Linked DNA regions of Homo sapiens: region 1 is linked to region 2. A link is an interaction called in ENCODE POLR2A ChIA-PET data of the cell type or tissue named here. Cell type or tissue: PC-9. All regions are shown on one strand. Links, peaks and the distances in the headings refer to the core of each region. The heading gives the core; the rest is flanking DNA.

Region 1 (4,412 bases), core at 164-4,163, 65 kb after region 2:
TGGACTCTTACAAAGGTATTCTCATCTGTAGGTGGTTGTCAAAATTTATGCTTCTGTTGGAGATTGCAGTAGAAAATTTTTATTCTGCCACTTTGCTTTTGTCATTCAAATAATTATGGTTAGTGAAGAAGATATAAAGGGATATATCTTTATGATAAATAACTACCTCTCATTAAGAATTAAGATGATGAAAGCAAGCATAGAATGTAGGAAGGCGTATGTGTACACATCCTCATTCTTTCAAATGGAGAGATAATAAATTTCAAAGCTTATAAATTAGGAAATAGTTTTATAAATGCAATCAGAACACAGCTATCTAAATTGCAAAAAAAAGAAACATGAAAACCAAAGCATGCTAAAGAAAGCAAATGCAATCTATAAAGGAGATCAAAAGAAGCCCTGAAAACAAAGTCAAATATAAAATTATTAGTTCTAAATATAGAAAATGTGCTGAATTTCCAAAGCCCACCATTCATATTTTTAATACACTTTCCAGCTCACATTTTCTGTCTGTGACATACTATTGTTTCCTATTCCCAAGAGCTGGTTTAATATTTGATTCACCTTTGTGTCCAGTTCCATGCATACAGTAGGCATTACAAAATTTAAAAATGCTCAATTTATAATGAATATATGAGAGAACTTACAAAAAGATCATGGAAAATGTAATTAATAGATACAAATTAAAAAAACTAAACTTTACTTCTCAACATAAACTCCATCTAAGTCAACACACTTTTGTAAGTGATCATCCCAGTGACTTAGTTCACCCCTAAAGAACTGAGGGCCCTGGGAAGGTCACCATGTCAATACAGTCTATTTTACATTATTAACATAATTTACATAATTATAAATGGGTGCCCTCTAAAGATTCTTTTAAAAGATTTTTAAGATTAGGAAACAAAAAGAAGTCAGAAGGAGCTGAATCAGGCCAGGGATAATTGTGTAAGCTGAACCACTTGAGATGTCTATGGTGTTGGCTATTGTTTTTGCTGTTAATCATCAATCCTCTTCAATTAGGACATGAAGATTAATTTTTTCTTGCAAATTGATGTGGATGGTCTGCTGCTGTGAGCTTCATCTTCAACATCATCTCATCCCTTCTTAAAATGAATTATCTGTCTGTTAACTGCTGATTTCTTTGGGACATTGTCCCCATAAACTTTTTGTAAAGAACTAATGATTTCACCATTCCTCCACTCAAACTTATGCAAACCTTTGATGTTTGTTCTTGCTTCAATTTTAGCAGAATTTGTGTTGCTGTCTGACAGGGGCTCTTTTTAAGTTGGTGTCTTATCCTTAGTGCCACAAATGAGATCCTGTTCAGACATGTTAAGACAAGTTAGTACAAGTTTATTTTGTTGCCAAAAAAAAAAATGAAATACATGCATAGTGTTTTTATACTATGCATTTTTAATGAACTTTGAAGACACCTCATATGTATTTAGAAGCCTAGGTAAAGGAAAGTGAAAGATTTTTTAAATACCATTCAAAGTTCATTGATTCTACCTTTTATGACAATATGATTTTGAGGAGGTTTGAAGAACGGTTAAGAATAATGCATTAAGCTTTACCTGCTTGGCCTGAGGAATTCAGTTTAGAGGCTTAGAAAAAAACACACACACACACAAAATGGCACACTCAAACTGGAAATTAGAAGAGGGTTTTATAAAGCCTTTCTTTTGGCAATACTATGTTTTCTGTGTAGGAAAACTGTAACAAACTGCTCACTACCCTAGGACTACTAACAATGAAGCACTGCTACCATCCGGAGCCTACTGAGAGTGAAGTGAAGAAATAGTTTTCCAAAGAGAGAGAGAGAGAGAAGTCTACCTGACAGAAATTGTGACCTTCCATCCAGAAAGTCAGCATTTAACAATCCTTGTGAAAGACTGAATAGGAGAATAACACTCTGACTTCACTCCCCTCACACTCACCAAACTCGTGGAAGTGTCTTGTATTGGTTAAACAACTGAATGCTAGAAGACAAAGGAGCCAATTGATTCAGCTTACAAGGTGAGCCTCCCTGAGCAAAGTGCAGATAGAAAAAGCTGGGTAGAGATTCTGGAAGGACAAACAGATTTCAGCACAAAGACTTTACTTCTTATAACTGGGAGGATAAGGTTTATGTCAATTTTTTCCATGGTATTCAGATAAAGATGTATTGTATTAATAAATGCAATGTGTTGATTCTGAGCTTCTGTTTGATCCATAATTATAGCCTCTGCCTTCTTTATATCAAATATCTTTTCAAATAAAAATGAAAAATGACATTCTCCACTCTCAGATAAAGGATTCTCAGTCACAGATCTTATTTTGTTTTCCCTGAGTTAGAAAATTGGGTTTATAATCTAGTTTCTGGTCAATACAAAATAAGTCATGAATAACTGAGTTTTCTATTCTGCAACAATTTTCTGACCATGCAATTCTCAGTGTAGCAAAGATGAATTTATTTCTCTGCAAAGCAGAGCCAAAGAAATAGCTGAAGAGTGTCTTCTCTCTTGGCTTCTAGAGAAGCCAGTCCTTTGGTGCCAAATATTACATGACCCTTTTTACCACATCATTAATAAGGACAGATGTTTTGAATTGAGGATCAAACAAAAGCCAAAATATGCTCTTGACCTTAAAGGACAGGATGAAACTCCACTGTACTATAATGCTTTTTTTTTCATCCGAAGACATTATTTTGGTGTGCATTCTTTCTGTTACAAATCTGTCAAGCAAATTAAAATGCTTTCTTAGTCTCTCTTAACTAGTTAAATTTGAGCTCTGTAGAACTATTATCAACTGCTCTTAAGACAGTATAACATAGATGAGATTCTCATCAATGAATTGAACTTTAGGTCTCGGGTTAAAAGGAGGTAGAATGCCGTGATATATTTTCATAACCTCTTTTATTTTTATAAAATTCACATAAAACATGCCAGATAATGGTTCTTCATGGTAAAGTTTGGGGTTTATAATATGTTTTTATATTCTAGTCAATTTATTTTCCCACTTACACAATCATGATTTCAAACATTCAGTTCTCTACTCCCATACCTACCTTCTTATTCTCAGAAGAGTTAAGAGATGCCTGAAGAGCTCCACTTAGATGTCACATTGGTACCTAAAATTTTTTATTTCTTCTTTAAATATTCCTTTCCTCTGAGATTTTCTGTTTCATCAAATGGCATACCTATCATCCAGTTTCCAAAGCAGAAATCTGGGAGTTTATTGAATTACCACTATTCATTACACATCCCACCACATCTGCAATTGCCATAGATTGGGTTCCCTAAGAAGCAAACTCTGAAGCACAAATTAGTATACACAAGTTTACTAGGAAGTACCCTTGGGATCAACAGCTGTGGAAGGGGGAAAATATGCAGTATTGGGTAAAGGGAAAAGTTGAGTTGAGATGCAGTCTCAATGGAAGTCTCAGCTAACCCCACGTTTATTCCTGAAAAGACAGCTATAACTTCATGATGAATTGTCATTCAATATGTGCCACTCCAGGAAGGTGTGCAATCTCAGGAAAGAGATTTTTCCAGCTAAAGGTGAGGCTTTTTAGCAGCAACATTCCCTGAAGTGTGAATTTCACTGATATGGCATCCACTGTACCAATAAATCACCTTATCCTATCATTTCATTTCTTAAATTGCCCTCAAGTCAATCCACTACTTTGTGTCTCTACTTCCACTATCCTAGTTCAAGTCATTAACATCTTCCCCATAATGTCAACTTTATAAAGGGTGTCATTGTATCCAGTATATTTCCCTTGTAATTTATTTTCTGCCCAGCTGTGTAATCTTTATAAATCACTTATTGAACCATCTCTCTCTGCTTAAAACTCCCATTGCTGTTACCATAAAACATCAGTTCCTTATTATGACCAGTAAGGCTCTAAAAATCTTTTCTCTGCATGCCTCTTCTTTAACATCCTGAAACCACTTACCTCCTCTCAAGCTATCCTCTGGCAATAACTGCCTCCCGTGAGCCTCTAAATGTTGGTTGTATACATCACTTATCTTTTATGTTTATTTCCTCTATCATCAAACTTTCCTAAAAAAGAAAAGAACTTTCCTGTTATAAAAATGTTTTACAATTTTCTACCACTATTATTTTAATTTGTACAAATTGCTTGCTAAATAGCCTCTTAAAGACAGAATCAACATGGCCCAGTATATGGCACATGTTAATAAATGTTAATAAATTTGTTGATTGAATGTATGAGTGTTATCTAAAGTAATTGCCTAAGTTGATATAGGAGAATATGCCAACATTTCTGAATCATTGATAAGTGTAATGCAATAATATTTCCATCCTAATTTGATAATATAATTTTTTAAGCTTTTCATTTTTCTGCAAGAAAATTAAGCCAATTTATAATAATTGCTTATAACAGTGTGTTCTCAGGTAGACTTCTGTTT
Region 2 (4,412 bases), core at 180-4,179:
AATTTAATCATTGGCTTGAATCCATACTATGTGTTTAAGAGAATATTATGATCCTGGAATATCTTTACAAAGTATGGAAAGTTTTTCCATATAAAACTTCAGTTTTTCTCATTTTGACAAAATTGTATCTCAACCAAATAATATTAATGTTATAGAAGACTTGATGTAAATCTCTCCCTCTCTCTATCTGCACACACACACACATTCTCACACACATTTTAGAATTTGTAAAATTCGACATATTTTATGAGTATTTTACTACATGTTTAAATCATGTTCTACTTCATGACTGTCTATAACTGCATCTTATTACATCATGCAACTATATTATAATTTAATTCATATTGAGTATTACATTGTTTCAAATTATTTACTATTTGAAATACTATTTTAGTGAATATGCAATTCATAAAGCCTTGTGTGTATTTATGTCACTTCCTTTTTAAACATTTCTGATTGGAGTAAAACCTATCTCAAAAGCTTTTAACATACATAACTAGATTGCTCTACAAAATGTTAAGTCAATTACGCCTCTATCAACAATGTCTGTCCATATATCTTTAAACCTTGGCCAACACTGAATATTGTCATAAGCTGTCTGTCATTATTACTTTGCTAAATAAAAAAAAGTTTCCTATTTTTAAAAAATGTATTTCTTTGGTTACTAATGAGGTTTATTTTCTTGCTTTTCCAAGGCATAAAATAAAATATTTTCTAAAAGTTACAGTTTAATCTCATTTGTGTATATGCACACATATATGCATATACATGTGTATATAGATACACATATATGCATATACATGTGTATATAGATACACATATATGCATATACATGTGTATATAGGTACACATATGCATATACATGTGTATATAGGTACACATATATGCATATACATGTGTATATAGGTACACATATATGCATATACATGTGTATATAGGTACACATATATGCATATACATGTGTATATGGGTACACATATATGCATATACATGTGTATATGGGTACACATATATGCATATACATGTGTATATAGGTACACAAATATATGTATTTTATGTGTGTGTGTATTTACACACACATGTAAAATCAAAATATTAGCAGTAGTTATTTGCCTCCATATTGGTGAATTATGAGTGATATTATTTTTATTCTTTTCTATATATTTTCAAAAATTCTCTGTAATTAAGATAAACACATAAGATCATACAATACAATATAGCTGTCTTTAGAGTTTATCCTTTAAAACTATATTACAATAAAATTCTTACAGAACTTTATCAAAAAAAAATCAGTAGAACAGGACTCAAGTGGGATCTGCCTGTATTCATTATTTGTTGGATTTGATAGGCATTTTACAGTGTGATCTTTGTCAGATAGGAAATAGAAGAATAGGCTTTTGTGATCATCACTGAATGCTGCCTCCCTATTTCAATCATGCATACCTGGAATAGAGCATAGCAATAAGAAAGAGCCTGCCAGTCATTTCCAAATAAATATGATATGGACCAAGAAGTTCCTTCACCCTAACAATACTTCAGTTCAGATTCTCTTGAGTAATAGTTGTGGTGAACTGGTTCTTTTCCTTTTTCTTCTCTTAGTTTGGTTCTTTATCAACTTTCCTTCTCAACCAGGCTCTGGTATCTCCATTCTTTTTCATTTATTTATTTATTTTTTGACACAGAGTCTCGCTCTGTTGCCCAGGCTGGAGTGGTGGAGTGCAGTGGTGCGATCTCGGCTCACTGCAACCTCCAACTCCCAGGTTCAAATGATTCTCCTGCCTCAGTCTCCCGAGTAGCTGGGATTACAGGCACCCACCACCACACCCAGCTAATTTTTATATTTTTAGTAGAAATGTGGTTTCAGAATGTGGGCCAGGCTGGTCTCGAACTCCTGACTCAAATCTGCCCACCTTGGCCTCCCAAAGTGCTGGGATTACAGGCATGAACCACCACACCCGGCCAGTATCTACCTTCTATAATCACTTCTGCTACATCGTTTAGCTGCCAGCTTTCCTTGTGACTTGCCACCATTTCTGTTTCTTCCCAGGGATTTTTTTTTTAATCGCAGTCACGATTTAGTTTTTGAAGCTTTACTTGATTCCCATTCTCCATAGGATATCCTCTTTACTTCCTCTAATTACCTTTAAACTGATCCTCAAAGAATATGGCACTTTTTTGTATTAGAATAAATATCACATCTGGTATTGGTGTCTATTTCTTATCACCTCTATTACATGGTGAGATTTTAATAATAGTAAGAGTACTGAAGATGTTTTCATCATCTCTCTGTGATTCATCATTCCCAAATATGCTTTGCACATAGAGATTACTCAGCACATATTTGGCTGGATGAATAAATAAATGATGTGACTATGTATCAAAAGTTGACTGGATGATCCACACTAGACAGAATGAGCTTCTTGCTCAATAACAAGTTATTCTTAGTAAGCTTGGATGGCTAGAGGAAGATAATTGATAAAGTCGGTTTAGGAGCAGCAGTGACAGTGGGTGCTTCTTGATTCAAAAAAGAAAATCATCATTTTGTTTTTCTATGAGTCTTGAAAAAATTGCTTACCCTCTCCAGAACTCACGGTTTCTGTATCCATAAAAAGAAAGTGATCAACAAGCCAATCTCCATAGCCTCTTGTAGCTGAGAGCATTCTTGAATTTTATTATTAGATTTCATTCAGTTTTAACCTAAAATGAACCTGAACATCTGGATCATCCCTGGAGCCAACAAGCTTTAGAGTCAAGAGGTAGGAATTAAATTTAAACATGTCCCCATTGCTGTTTCCTGGATCGTACACTTCAGCCCATGTAAGAATGAAATGCTACTCTACAGCTGTTGAGCTCAAATTAACTTTTTTTGAAATGATCTTACATTGATTCTGCTAGTGGATTTCTTTTTTTTAATAATAACCTATTAAATCTAACATTTTATCAGTACTTCTGTTATTTTTTAAACCTATGCTCTAAAAAAGTGTGCAAAATAAATGTGCATGTTAAATTGATTTTTACTGGAACTCTATTGCCATTTCAAAGATTAAATAAGTGTTATTGCTGGTTAATTGTCAAGGCAAATGCTTTTGAGGTTAAATTTTTTTGATAACCAACCTCTCTATGAATTAGTTATATCTGTTGAAACAGAGAGATACATTAAATGTCTTCCCTTAGAGGGATACCTAAGAAAAAATATCTTTAGTTATTAGAATATAACTCCTAATTAATAAACTCTTTAAATTTGAGTGATAAAATTTCTGATCTTTTTAAAGTAGAGGAGCTTGAAACATCTGTTATAACTTTAACCTGATCTTTTCTATGGTACTAAAATAAAAACTTCCAGTTAAAGAGTTCAGGCACTGTCTACAGGATCCTTGCAACTCATTATTTTTGTGATTCTATTATGAGTAAATAAGAATAAGTTGAAAATGTTTATTAATTTTCTTCACATCTATGTCTTTACATTAGATTACCAAAGTCATTTTTTATAACCATTGCATATAATTTTGACTAATAGCACTAGTTTGGGAATAAAAGAGAACATAAAGTTAGGACTCATTTAATGGGCATATCTTACTTTATGGATTAAAATAATTATTTAGTGTTTAGAGTCTTCACATTTTGTACTTTAAATCTAATTAAACTGATACTGTTTCTAGGAAGAATATAATATGAATTCAATAGTGATTTGTCTTTGTCTCTGACAGCACTGTCTTAAGGAAGATATTTAGCCCTGCAATAGAAATTCTATTGGGTATTTTAAAAATCACTTTGTTTGCTTTTGCTGATCTCTTGTAACTATCCTCTAAACTTGGTCAGAAGTGGCCCCAATTTTAGCCTCATGCTTTAGACCTGTATCACTTCATGACTGGGTCCCTGACAAGGTAATGAACTTATATCAAAATATAAATTTATATTCGTTTCTTCAGCAAGTTATCCTAAGGAAAAAAGAAAAATATCAGGTGAAATAAACAAACAGCATGCTTAGTGATATACTTTGTTTACATTCTGGTGACACTCCTTATCTCATCATGAACTAGTAGTCAGTAGTTCATGAAGTCCATTGGAGGACCACACTTTGAGTAGCACTGTTTTAGAGGTTCTCCACTCTGGCTCTCCTCCAGCCATGTCCCCCGCCCTCCACAGGGATAAGAATCTGAAGGACTTAGGAAACATGCCTAACCAGAACCACACCCCAACTTCTAGACAATGATGCTGGCACTCAAGATCTTAGAATTTCTTGCCCAAATTACCTGAGCTTATTTGAGCCTTTTCCCCAGTCCTTCCTTCCAAAGGTGGACCACAGTACTGTGTGACTCTTTGTGGGCATAGAGAGATCTTGGATATGTGAGGCTGGCAAGTCCATATTGGTAAACAGTCTCTCATGGTCAATGGGAGTTGAGGCAGAAAAA

What was found. Peaks named below come from ENCODE experiments on the same cell type or tissue, not always from the same donor. Only the 100,000 strongest peaks of a DNase experiment are listed, where the experiment ranks them.
Region 1: POLR2A ChIA-PET joins it to region 2 with 6 read pairs; 2 of 35 experiments call an interaction of 5 or more read pairs at or near these places.

What each region holds. Positions count from the first base shown.
Region 1 is chr3:191,156,474-191,160,885 of GRCh38, forward strand. It overlaps LOC107986171 (a long non-coding RNA gene), which reads left to right. Exons shown (of 3, transcript XR_001741070.2): 1 at 1-15; 2 at 1,740-2,016. Among named protein-coding and RNA genes, the nearest start is that of OSTN, 41 kb to the right of the region's middle. RefSeq lists an enhancer at 1,369-2,568. In PC-9, for the core only: no CTCF peak of the experiment used is centred there; no DNase peak of the experiment used is centred there.
Region 2 is chr3:191,091,910-191,096,321 of GRCh38, forward strand. No RefSeq gene overlaps it. Among named protein-coding and RNA genes, the nearest start is that of OSTN, 110 kb to the right of the region's middle. In PC-9, for the core only: no CTCF peak of the experiment used is centred there; a DNase peak (open chromatin) is centred at 2,326.